Linked DNA regions of Homo sapiens: all the other regions are linked to region 2. Evidence: chromatin contacts called from ENCODE Hi-C or POLR2A ChIA-PET data. All regions are on one chromosome and are shown on one strand. The core of a region is the stretch at or near the end of the contact, and the rest is flanking DNA. Distances in the headings are between cores, read along the strand shown.

Region 1 (3,139 bases), core at 421-2,920, 390 kb after region 2:
AAGTTTTCCACAGATGGTGGGGGGACAGGGGATGGTTTTGGGATGAAACTGTTCTATCTCGGATCATCAGGCATTAGATTCTCATAAGGCACCCACAACCTAGATTTCTTGAATGTGCAGTTCACAATAGAGTTCACACTCCTATGAGAATCTAATGCCACCACTGATCTGACAGGAGGCAGAGCTCAGGTGGTAATGCTCGCTGGCCCACAGCTTGCCTCCTGGTTCCTAACAGGCCACAGACTGTCCAGAGGCCCAGCGTTTGGGGACCCCTGCTTTAGCACAGGGAATGGGTTCAATAAAGAGTTTTTTTCTTTTGAAAATTTTTACTCAGGTAAAATTCACATAACATCAATTAACCATTTTAAAGTGTACAGTTTAGTGGCATTTAGTACCTTCACAATGTTGTGGAACCATCATCTCCATCTAGTTCCAAAATGTTTTATCACTCCCAAAGGAGTCCCTATACTCATTAAGCAGTCATTCCCCATTCCTTCCTCCCCACCCCCACTACTATGCTTTCTGTCTCTGTGGATTTACCTATTCTAAATATTTCATAAGATGTAATCACATCATATGTGACTTTTTGTGTCTGGCTTCTTTCATTAGCATACATTTCTGAGATTCATTCATTGTAGAATGTATTAGCATTTTATTCTCTCCCCCCCACCTTTTTTTTTTTTTTTTTTTTTGAGACAGGGTCTCACCCTGTGGCCTAGGCTGGGGTGCAGTGGCATGATCTTGGCTCACTGCAGTCTCCATATCCCAGGTTCAAGCAATCCTCCCGCCTTAGCCTCCCAAGTAGTTGGAACTACAGTCCCTTGCCACCACACCAGCTATTTTATTTTATTTTATTTTTATTTTTAGCAGAGATGAGGTCTTGCTATGTTGCCCAGGCTGGTTTCAAACTCCTAGTCTTACACGATTCTGCTGCCTCAGCTTTCCAAAGTGTTGGGATTACAGTCATGAGCTGCCCTGCTGGGCCACTTTATTCCTTTTAATGGCTAAATAACATTCCATTAGATGGATGTATCACACTTTGTTTACCCATTCATCCTTTGACAGACGTTAGAGTTGTTTCTACCTTTTGGTTATTGTAAATAGTGTTGCTGTGAACACTGGTGTACGTGCATTTGTCTGAATACCTGTTTTCAATTCTTTTGGGTATTAGCCTAAGGGTGGAATTGCTGGTCATATAGTAATCTATGTTTAACTTTTTGAGGAACCACCAGATTGTTTTCCAACAGCTCAATAATGTTTTACTGAAGTTAAATAGAATAAGCAGGAGGGAGTCTGGGAGGCAGGGATGAGGGCTTTTCCTGTCCTTCACAGGCAGCCCTGGACTCTGCCATTTACCGGCTGTGTGATCTGGATCAACGTACTTAAATTCCCTGCGCTGCCTCCTAATCCTCAAAGTGGAGAAAATAAAACCTAATTTCTGTGAGCTGCGTGAGATACTGTTTCTGAAGCTCCAGGCACAGAGTAAGCCCCCGCTCATTAATTGCCTTCCCTTACTCCCTGACCTTGCCTTTTCGCACTTCACTCGCTGCCACGTGGCCTCGGAGCCCAGTCCGCACCCGCAGCCCCCAGCTGAGCCAGGCTGCAGACTACAACTCCCAGCGAGCACTTCTTCCCGGCCGCCTCTCCCCAGCTGCTGCGCATGCTTTGGCAGACGTGGCACCGGGAACTCGGAGGCGGGGAGCGGCTGGGAAGTGGCCGTGGTGGTTGGCCGCGGTGGAGCTAGCAGGCGGGCGGGCGGGAGCGGGCGCCGGAGTGGAGAAAGGAGCCAGCGGTGGGCAGCGCTGCTGGGATGGCGCGGGCCGGGCCGGCGTGGCTGCTGCTGGCAATCTGGGTGAGACTGTGGGGCAGGGATCCGGGCCGGGCCAGCACGTGTGTCCCGCGTGCCCTTCTGCGCTCTCTGCTCCAGCCCTCTGCGGAACGTGCGGGGAGCTGCCCCGGGGCACCGGGATGAGGGCGTGCATGCCAGGCAGGCGGGCACTGGGTGCTACGCGGGAGACAGCGGGCGTCCCGGTGCCCTCGCCGCCAAGCGCTCCCGGACGCAGGGGCAGGAGGCAGCTGTGGGGCGCCGGGAGATCCCTGGCAGGGTGCTTACGCCACGGCCACAACTTTGCGGGGATGCAGGTCGGGGCACAGCCGGTCGGGCAGGACGCCGGCGGGCTGCGGGGTGAGCTCCGCTCCAGACTCCGAGCCCTGCACCTGTGTGAGTGCGGGGTGGGATGGGGGTGCTTACTACCTGCACTGCCGGAAACCTTGGTTTAGGGCCACCTTGTTCTTGGCTTCGGCCCCAGGCGTCTGGGAAACTGCGGGCCACCACCTGGGCCTCCGCCCACAGGCCAGGCTCGGTGGGCTGGGTGGGGTCGACGTAGCCCGCCCCGGCGGAGGAGCTGCTCCTACACCCAACTGAGGCGGGCTCGAGCCTCAGCCACTTTCTAGCTGTGTGACGCGGCGGTTCATTTAATGTATCTGAGCTAGTTTCCTCATGCATGATATAGAAAGGCAAAGCTACCCCCATAGGGTGGTTCTGAGAGTCGGATGAGGTCTCAGTGGAGGAAGCTGTGTAAACTGCAAAATCTTACAAAAGTGGAAAAGGAGTGGACTCCAAGAGTAGTTTGCTACACTTGGTGGGGGGGACTCCAGGCATCCCTGAGAGAGGTCGGAATGGGTGTGCCTGCCGGCCCAGGTCTGGGGTTTGGCCTTCGTTTCGCTGTGGGTGTGTGATGAGATATTGTGGCCTCCTTCCCCATCTTTTCCATAACTTATGCGCTCCCTTATTTTAGGACCATCCTGGTCCTTTTCCCCTGAAGTTCCAGGGAACTTCCTGTTCCTGGCACCCTCCCCCCAACCCAGATTTTCCCGTTCTTTTCCATTTGGGTGTGGCAAGGACACTGGGCAAATGGGAGGAGAAAAGTGTGGGTTGAGTTGCTTGAAACACTTCCATCTCCCAATACCCTGGCCTTTTGGATCACCAGTGAGGAGTGGCCTGGTACTCTCTGGTTGGAAGTGGGTGGGGAAAGAAGCCCCCTGTTCTCTTCGGTCTGTGTTCTCCCTCTTGGGGAGAACCAGGCTGGAGTGGGGCAGTGTCACTTAATTGCGTCTGGGTTTGTTGAATGCTGGTTTG
Region 2 (3,081 bases), core at 364-2,863:
ACAGTCACCAAGTCTGGCTGAGGGCGCTTGTCCTCCCGTCTTCCGCATGCGGGGGTCCAGAGCAGTTTTGGATCAGATGATGAGCGCCATCTGCAGGTAGCAAGCTGGAGGCAGGAGAAAATATCTGTGTACTGTTTAGGATTATTACAGAGCCGAAATAAAAGCCAGGTAAACCATTTGGCCCATCTCTGGTTCTCTTCATTCTGAAATTCAGCCCGATCCTGTAACCCCACAACCTACTGCCTGGCTCCTTCTTCCCCTTCACGGTCACATTTCTGCAAAGAGCGTGTTACGCTCTCTGCTTCCACTTCCTTCCCTCCCTTTCAGTCTTCAGTAGCTGCCATCTCCCTCTCCTCCCTCCTCACCAGGAGACTATGCTTGCCGCTCCTCAGCAGTCCAGCAGACACTTCTCTGACCTGAGGTATCGGTAGCACTGGAATGATAATCCCCCCGCCCCCCTCGACTTGCAACACTGCTTTATTTGGGGTCAAGGAAACACACAGCCCCAGCTTCTCTCCCATCACTCGGCCTCCCCTCTTGCAGATGCCACTATTATCCAGCCACTTGCACGGGCCATCCATGGCTGACCATGGAGTCATCCTTGAGCTTCTCCTTCTCTCAAGGCTCACATTCTTCAGCAAGTCCTGCTTTCACTATTAATTGAGAATCCTCGTTTTCTCAGTTCTTCTCTGCCAGCACCCCAGTCTCAGCCACCCTTGTCTCTCACTTAGGACACTATGGTAGCCACTTGGCTGATCTCTCTGCCTCCACTCTAGCCACCACGCAGCAGCCGGAGTGATCCTGTACATGTGAATCACACCGTGGAACCCCACTTCCTAACCCTCCAAGGCTATCCCCTGATATCCTGGGGTTATCAGGTTACATGTCACCGCCCTATAAACCCTCCCTGAGCCGCCACAGCTGGACTAGGAGCCACTCCTCATCTGTTCCAGGAACACAAGTATATTCTTTCCCAGAGCACCTATTGCCCACTGTGTTCACCATAGCTCCGTGAGCTCAGCGAGGGTTCAGTGAGTGAGTGCATGGCGCCTAGTAAATATTCCACAAAAAAAACTGTGAGTGTAATTGTTTCCCCCACATTTCTAGACATGTAGTATTAACAGATCAAGGAACAGAAAGCAAAACAGGGAAAGCAACGTAAAATTCTGATAATCACAATGATTGCTGAAAAAGTCCCCAAATAGGCAGCAAACATTCTAAAGGGGCCACAGTTTGTGAGTCATTTTATTCTTTTGTAAAGGGTCGGCTTGCGGCAAAAATTAAATGATCTTTGCGTTTGGGCAAGGTCTGGTGCCCCAAAGCTGCCGACTTGATCTGCGGTTGGGGCGAGCGGCAGGTAGGGGGCCCGGAGTTAGGAGGGGGTGTGGGAGCCCGTGGAGCACAGGTGAACTGAGGCCGCCTTCCCGGGGCGCCGCTGGCCAGCCCCAAAGGGTTACTTTGGCCTTGGCTGTGGGCCGAATGCGAAGGTGGGGAGGTGGGCGGGGGATGACTCTGCCATTCCTGGGTCCGCTGTGTTAGGCTGAAGGCAAAAGGAAACCAAGGCCTGGGAGTTTTCCAGGAAACGAAAGCGAAAGAGTCAAAGTTAGCGGCCCGGAGTTGGCGCGGCCCCTGCAGTCCGGCGGAGAGCGGAGCTGAGGATGGCTGTGCCCGGCTCCTTCCCGCTGCTGGTCGAGGGCTCCTGGGGCCCCGACCCCCCGAAGAACTTGAACACCAAGTTGCAGATGTACTTCCAGAGCCCGAAGAGGTCGGGAGGCGGCGAGTGTGAGGTCCGCCAGGATCCCAGGAGCCCATCCCGCTTCCTGGTGTTCTTCTACCCGGAGGACGGTGAGGGGCGCGAGGGGTGGGGTGAGGAGGGGGCACCTCTGCCCTCCCTCCAGGGAAATGGCGGCAGGGCACGCACGGGAGGGTGACCCGCCCGACTTCGGCGGCTGCTGTAGCGGAGGTGGCCGGGGCGGGGGCGGGGGCGGGGGCGGCAGAATGGATTCCGAGCGCACCCGGGGCGCTGCGGTTCCCCGGCGCCCTGCGCTTCCAGGCGCTTAATGGCGCGGCCCGGAGGTGGCGGCGGAACCGCGCAAGTAACTCTTTATCCCTCGATCGTTTTCTGTCTTTCCCTGTTGTGGTGGTGTTATTGTTTGTTGTTGTTGTTGTGGAAGTGAGTCTATCCTCTTATCATCCTTTTCTGTCTTTTCCTGTTGTTATTATTCTTGTGTGGGGAAGGAAACTGATTAAGAAACGTGGCAAGTCACAGAGATTCCTTGTGGTTCTTGGAGATTCCCAGGGGTCCCGGGGTCACTTGGGAGAGGGGCAGAGGCGCTACCTAAAATCACACTGCCTGAATGTCAACGTAGAGCCGTCACAGCGGCCACATTGGAGGGGCTGTCGATCGACCACAGGTGCCCATTGTCGAGGGCCTGCCGGGGCCTCTTCTCCGAGTCTCTAGTGGCCCTCAGATTGGGAGCAAGGATGATATTCTGAAGTGATTGTGGGTTGGGAGATTTGAGCTTTGGAGGGAAAGTCGGCAAAGTTCCCTCCTTACAGACCCACCACTACTTGGTGGGCCAAGAGCCCAGAGGTGATCTGCTGGCTCAAGGGCCTCCCTGGTCTGCAATGGGAAGCCAGTGACCTGCAGCTCCCAGAATGGGCACCTTTTCCACTGGCATCTTATGGATGATGACCTATCGGGATCTAGTCAACCCCTAATTCCGCTTTCATGTCGCTAGATTTGGAGAAGCATTCGGGCCAGAGGAGAGGCAAGGAGGCTGAGGCTGAGGCCATGCAATTAGAGTGCCCAAGCAGGGATCCAAAAAGGAAAAATGAAACAGAAAAAGAATGGCGCACAGAAGGAAGGAAGGAGGGGGACAGGAGATATGCTTGGCTCATGGCCCTTATGAAAACAAAATACCATGTTTTCCTAGGATTAATTTTACCAAGGAGTGCTCAGAAGGGCAACTGTGTGATATTAGTCATTTCTCTTTTGGGTGTCACTTTTCCTTGAGGGTTTTCCCCACTTTGACTTCAGAGGTCAGCATCACCATCGATCTGGCCCTTAAGGATGCTTCT
Region 3 (3,013 bases), core at 30-2,529, 260 kb after region 2:
AATCGTACCTGAAGAAGAGAGACATTGGCAAGGCTGAGTCTGAAGAGGTAGTTCCTGTGAAAATGGAAACAGACATCCTAAGTGACGCTGGTTCTGCAGGCAGGACCCAGGGAGCAGCCTCCTGGCTTGGGCCTCCTGGGACGCCAGGACTGGGTGCTGATTGCCTAGGGTCAACCCCTAAGGAGAGCTTTACCTCCATTTGCTCACTTAATCTTCACACAACCCTGGGAGGAAATCCAGGAAGCTCCAAGTTACAGATGAAGAAGCAAGGTGGGTAAATGGCCCAAGTCACCAAGATAGTAAGTGAAGGAGTTAGGATTGAAACCCAGACTTTCCTCCAAGTTCCATGCTGTCTCTGCTCCCAGCCAACTCAGCTAGCCCTGGGAGGAACCCCTTGACCCCACCTTTTCCAACCATGGAGGCTGTTAAATGTAAAGCCTCACAGCACTCTTACAGAGATGCAGACAGCCAGCTTCCTCCTACTCTGGCCCTCCACCCTGACTCACCCCTTCTCACACAGGCCAGCCATCTCTCCTGGCTCCACATCCCGGGGTCCTGAGTCCGATTTGTTTGTTCATCTCCTGCAGTCTCTCCAGCAGTCAGTGACTCCAGGTCTGACCTTTCTGTGGCCACCTTTCTGGACCACCCTCTCTCCTCTAACCCAAACGACCCCATCCACCACCTCACCATCCCTCTCCCCACAGTCCAGCCTGCACAGGGCTTCCAGACTTATCAACCTCAAACAGTTTTCACCTTCAGTAACAAAGAGGATACTACTAGTAGTAATAATGATATCAGACACTTATTGAGTATCATAAGTGTCAGCTGCTGCTGAAATTTGTTTGCATGGATGCTGGAGTCAGAAGGCCACCATGCACAGACAGGGAGAATTCCAGCTCAGCCACCTGCCACCTTCTGAGAGTCTCAGTGCCTGCATCTGTACAATGGGGAAGTGAATGGCTATCTTTCTTATTTCACAGGACTGTGGAGACAGAGGAATGGTGTGATGCACATTTAAAGGCTCTGTTCATGCTGAACAGATGCAAAGTCTTGATTTCCCCCACCAATTTTCTTTCTTTGGTTCTTCTGTCTTCTTTGGGCTATTCCTATTTTGGTTCCTAAACTTTTTAGGAACAAAGATTTTAGAAAGTTCTGGCCTACCTCAGCTGAGGAGGGAAATGAGGGGAAAGGCTGTGGAGTGGGACCGGAAGAGAAAGAGGGCCCCTGCTGAAGGAATCCAGAGCCGGAAGGAGATGCCGCAGGCCAGGAGGCTTCTCTTCCCAGCTCTGGCTCCAGGCCCAGGCCCCACTCATCTTCTTTGCTGTCCTGGGGCTGGGCGGGCCTCCCAGGTGACCTTGGCTCCAGGCCTCTGCTGTCCTTCTCCAACCCCCTCCCCAAGTCCTTAGCAGAGCTCTCCCTATCCCACCCTCCTGGCCTGGGAACAGATAAGCTCCAGCTTATGGCTGTGCCCCAGCTGCCTGCTTAGGTAACACAGGCATCTGCTCACAGCTTTAACAAATTAGGGGAAACATTGCATCACTTTATTCATTTTTATCCCATCAAAAATCATTCATCACAACATCGCAGTCAACTCTCCTGGGAGCTGGAATATGAGAACAGAGAGAAATCTCTGTAGCCTGACCCACCCTAAATCCCTTTCGGAACAAGGGAGGGTTATAAATGAATAAAAAATTTCCCTAGCCTGAATTCCAGAGATCCAGGGGTCAAGAAGAAGGGAAGACAATGTCAGGCAGAAGAAAAGGAGGAAGGAAAATGAGCTGGAGACAGGAAAAGAAAGTGGCCAAAGACCCACTACATTGGCTCTAAGAAGCCTAAGGGACCAGGTCTAGAATTGAGTTTCCCTGTCCATCTGAGGGCATAGCCAGGCTCAAGGATGCAGGAAAAAGTGTCCCTCCATCTTTGTGTGGGAAGCCTCCAGACAGAAAACATAACCACCTTCTGGGGAAGCCGCAGAGCGGATGAGGAAGAACAGTGTGACCACAGTCACAGGGTAACATAACCTCTCTGAGCTTCAGTTTCCTGGTCCATAAAATGGGGGTACATAGAACCCACTTCCTGGGTTCACCCACTTGTGAAGATTCAATGATTTACTGCAGGCATGATTTACTACATGTATTAGATTAAATACATGTGTGATTTACTACCTTTACTACATGCAGTAACTGACTTACTACATATATGACATATAAAATAGTGCCTGGCACATGGCCGGTGCGGAATAAATGGCAGCTTTTGAAATGCTTTCACAAGGTTCAGAGTAGAGTCTTCGGATGCTACCATTTGGGTTTGTTGAAGTACACATGTAAAACTAGTGAAATCAGAATTAGGTTGAAGGATCACATCAAGGCCAGTTTCCTGATTTTAATGTTGTCCTACAGTTATGCAAGATGTTAGCCTTGGGGGAAACTGGGTGAAGGGTATATGGGATCTCTATTATTTCTTACAACTGTGTGTAAATCGACAGTCATCTCAAAATAGAGAGTAAAACAATTACTCTCTTTGCTGGGAAAATAAAGTCCATCCTCCTGTATAGTTGCATATGGACAGACTCCCTCTGGGGGCACAGTCAGGAACCTCACCACTAGGTGAACCTTCAGTCAGGGGTCCTGCTTGTTTGAGGGGGTGGCCCTGCTTTTCACCATATACTCCTTTGTACCTTTTGAATGTCCTACCATAAGACAAAATAGTTAATTTAAAAATTAAAAAATTAAAAGAAAAATGCTTTCAGGCCCAGCTTCACAGCAGCCCTGTGAGACTGGTGGCACAGAGACTGTAACCCAGACTTTACAGATGAGGAAACTGAGGCTCCAAGGTCAAGATCCCCCAGGACAGGAACCCAGCTCATCCACACCTAATCCAGAGCTGTGTTCTTGACTTGCCTCATTTTCATACAGCAAATGAAGGGGTGGAGACACTAAAGAAAGCTCCAGGGCAAGGATGGTCAGCTACAGCATGGCCCGGAAGTGCCCAACCCAGTGGCCATCCTCTCCCC

Evidence for each region. A loop is a pair of places that touch in the nucleus more often than their neighbours do. ChIA-PET counts read pairs that join two places held with the same protein, here RNA polymerase II (POLR2A). Pooled maps may share reads with other maps.
Region 1: a loop to region 2 is called in a pooled map, with 4 times the contacts of the local background. The contact joins the promoter of PDIA5 here to the promoter of PARP14 in region 2. A Hi-C loop is called at or near these places in 4 of 50 pooled maps. POLR2A ChIA-PET finds 5 or more read pairs at or near these places in 2 of 52 experiments (H1 and PC-9).
Region 3: a loop to region 2 is called in a map of PC-9, with 7 times the contacts of the local background. The contact joins the enhancer-like site here to the promoter of PARP14 in region 2. A Hi-C loop is called at or near these places in 1 of 168 maps with a recorded cell type or tissue (PC-9) and 4 of 50 pooled maps. POLR2A ChIA-PET finds 5 or more read pairs at or near these places in 1 of 52 experiments (activated CD8-positive, alpha-beta memory T cell).

Annotation. Positions count from the first base shown.
Region 1 is chr3:123,065,355-123,068,493 of GRCh38, forward strand. It overlaps PDIA5 (protein disulfide isomerase family A member 5), which reads left to right and starts at 1,671. Exons shown (of 17, transcript NM_006810.4): 1 at 1,671-1,852. The coding sequence starts at 1,811. RefSeq lists a silencer at 1,726-1,965.
Region 2 is chr3:122,679,226-122,682,306 of GRCh38, forward strand. It overlaps PARP14 (poly(ADP-ribose) polymerase family member 14), which reads left to right and starts at 1,614. Exons shown (of 17, transcript NM_017554.3): 1 at 1,614-1,845. The coding sequence starts at 1,659. RefSeq lists enhancers at 602-721, 1,125-1,897, 1,322-1,721, 2,263-2,352 and a silencer at 1,962-2,011.
Region 3 is chr3:122,939,417-122,942,429 of GRCh38, forward strand. It overlaps SEMA5B (semaphorin 5B), which reads right to left. Exons shown (of 23, transcript NM_001031702.4): 5 at 9-54. Among named protein-coding and RNA genes, the nearest start is that of LINC02035, 54 kb to the left of the region's middle. Within about 2 kb of position 1,280, at least 4 of the 41 ENCODE cell types and tissues checked have a DNase peak (open chromatin) inside an H3K27ac peak, as active enhancers do.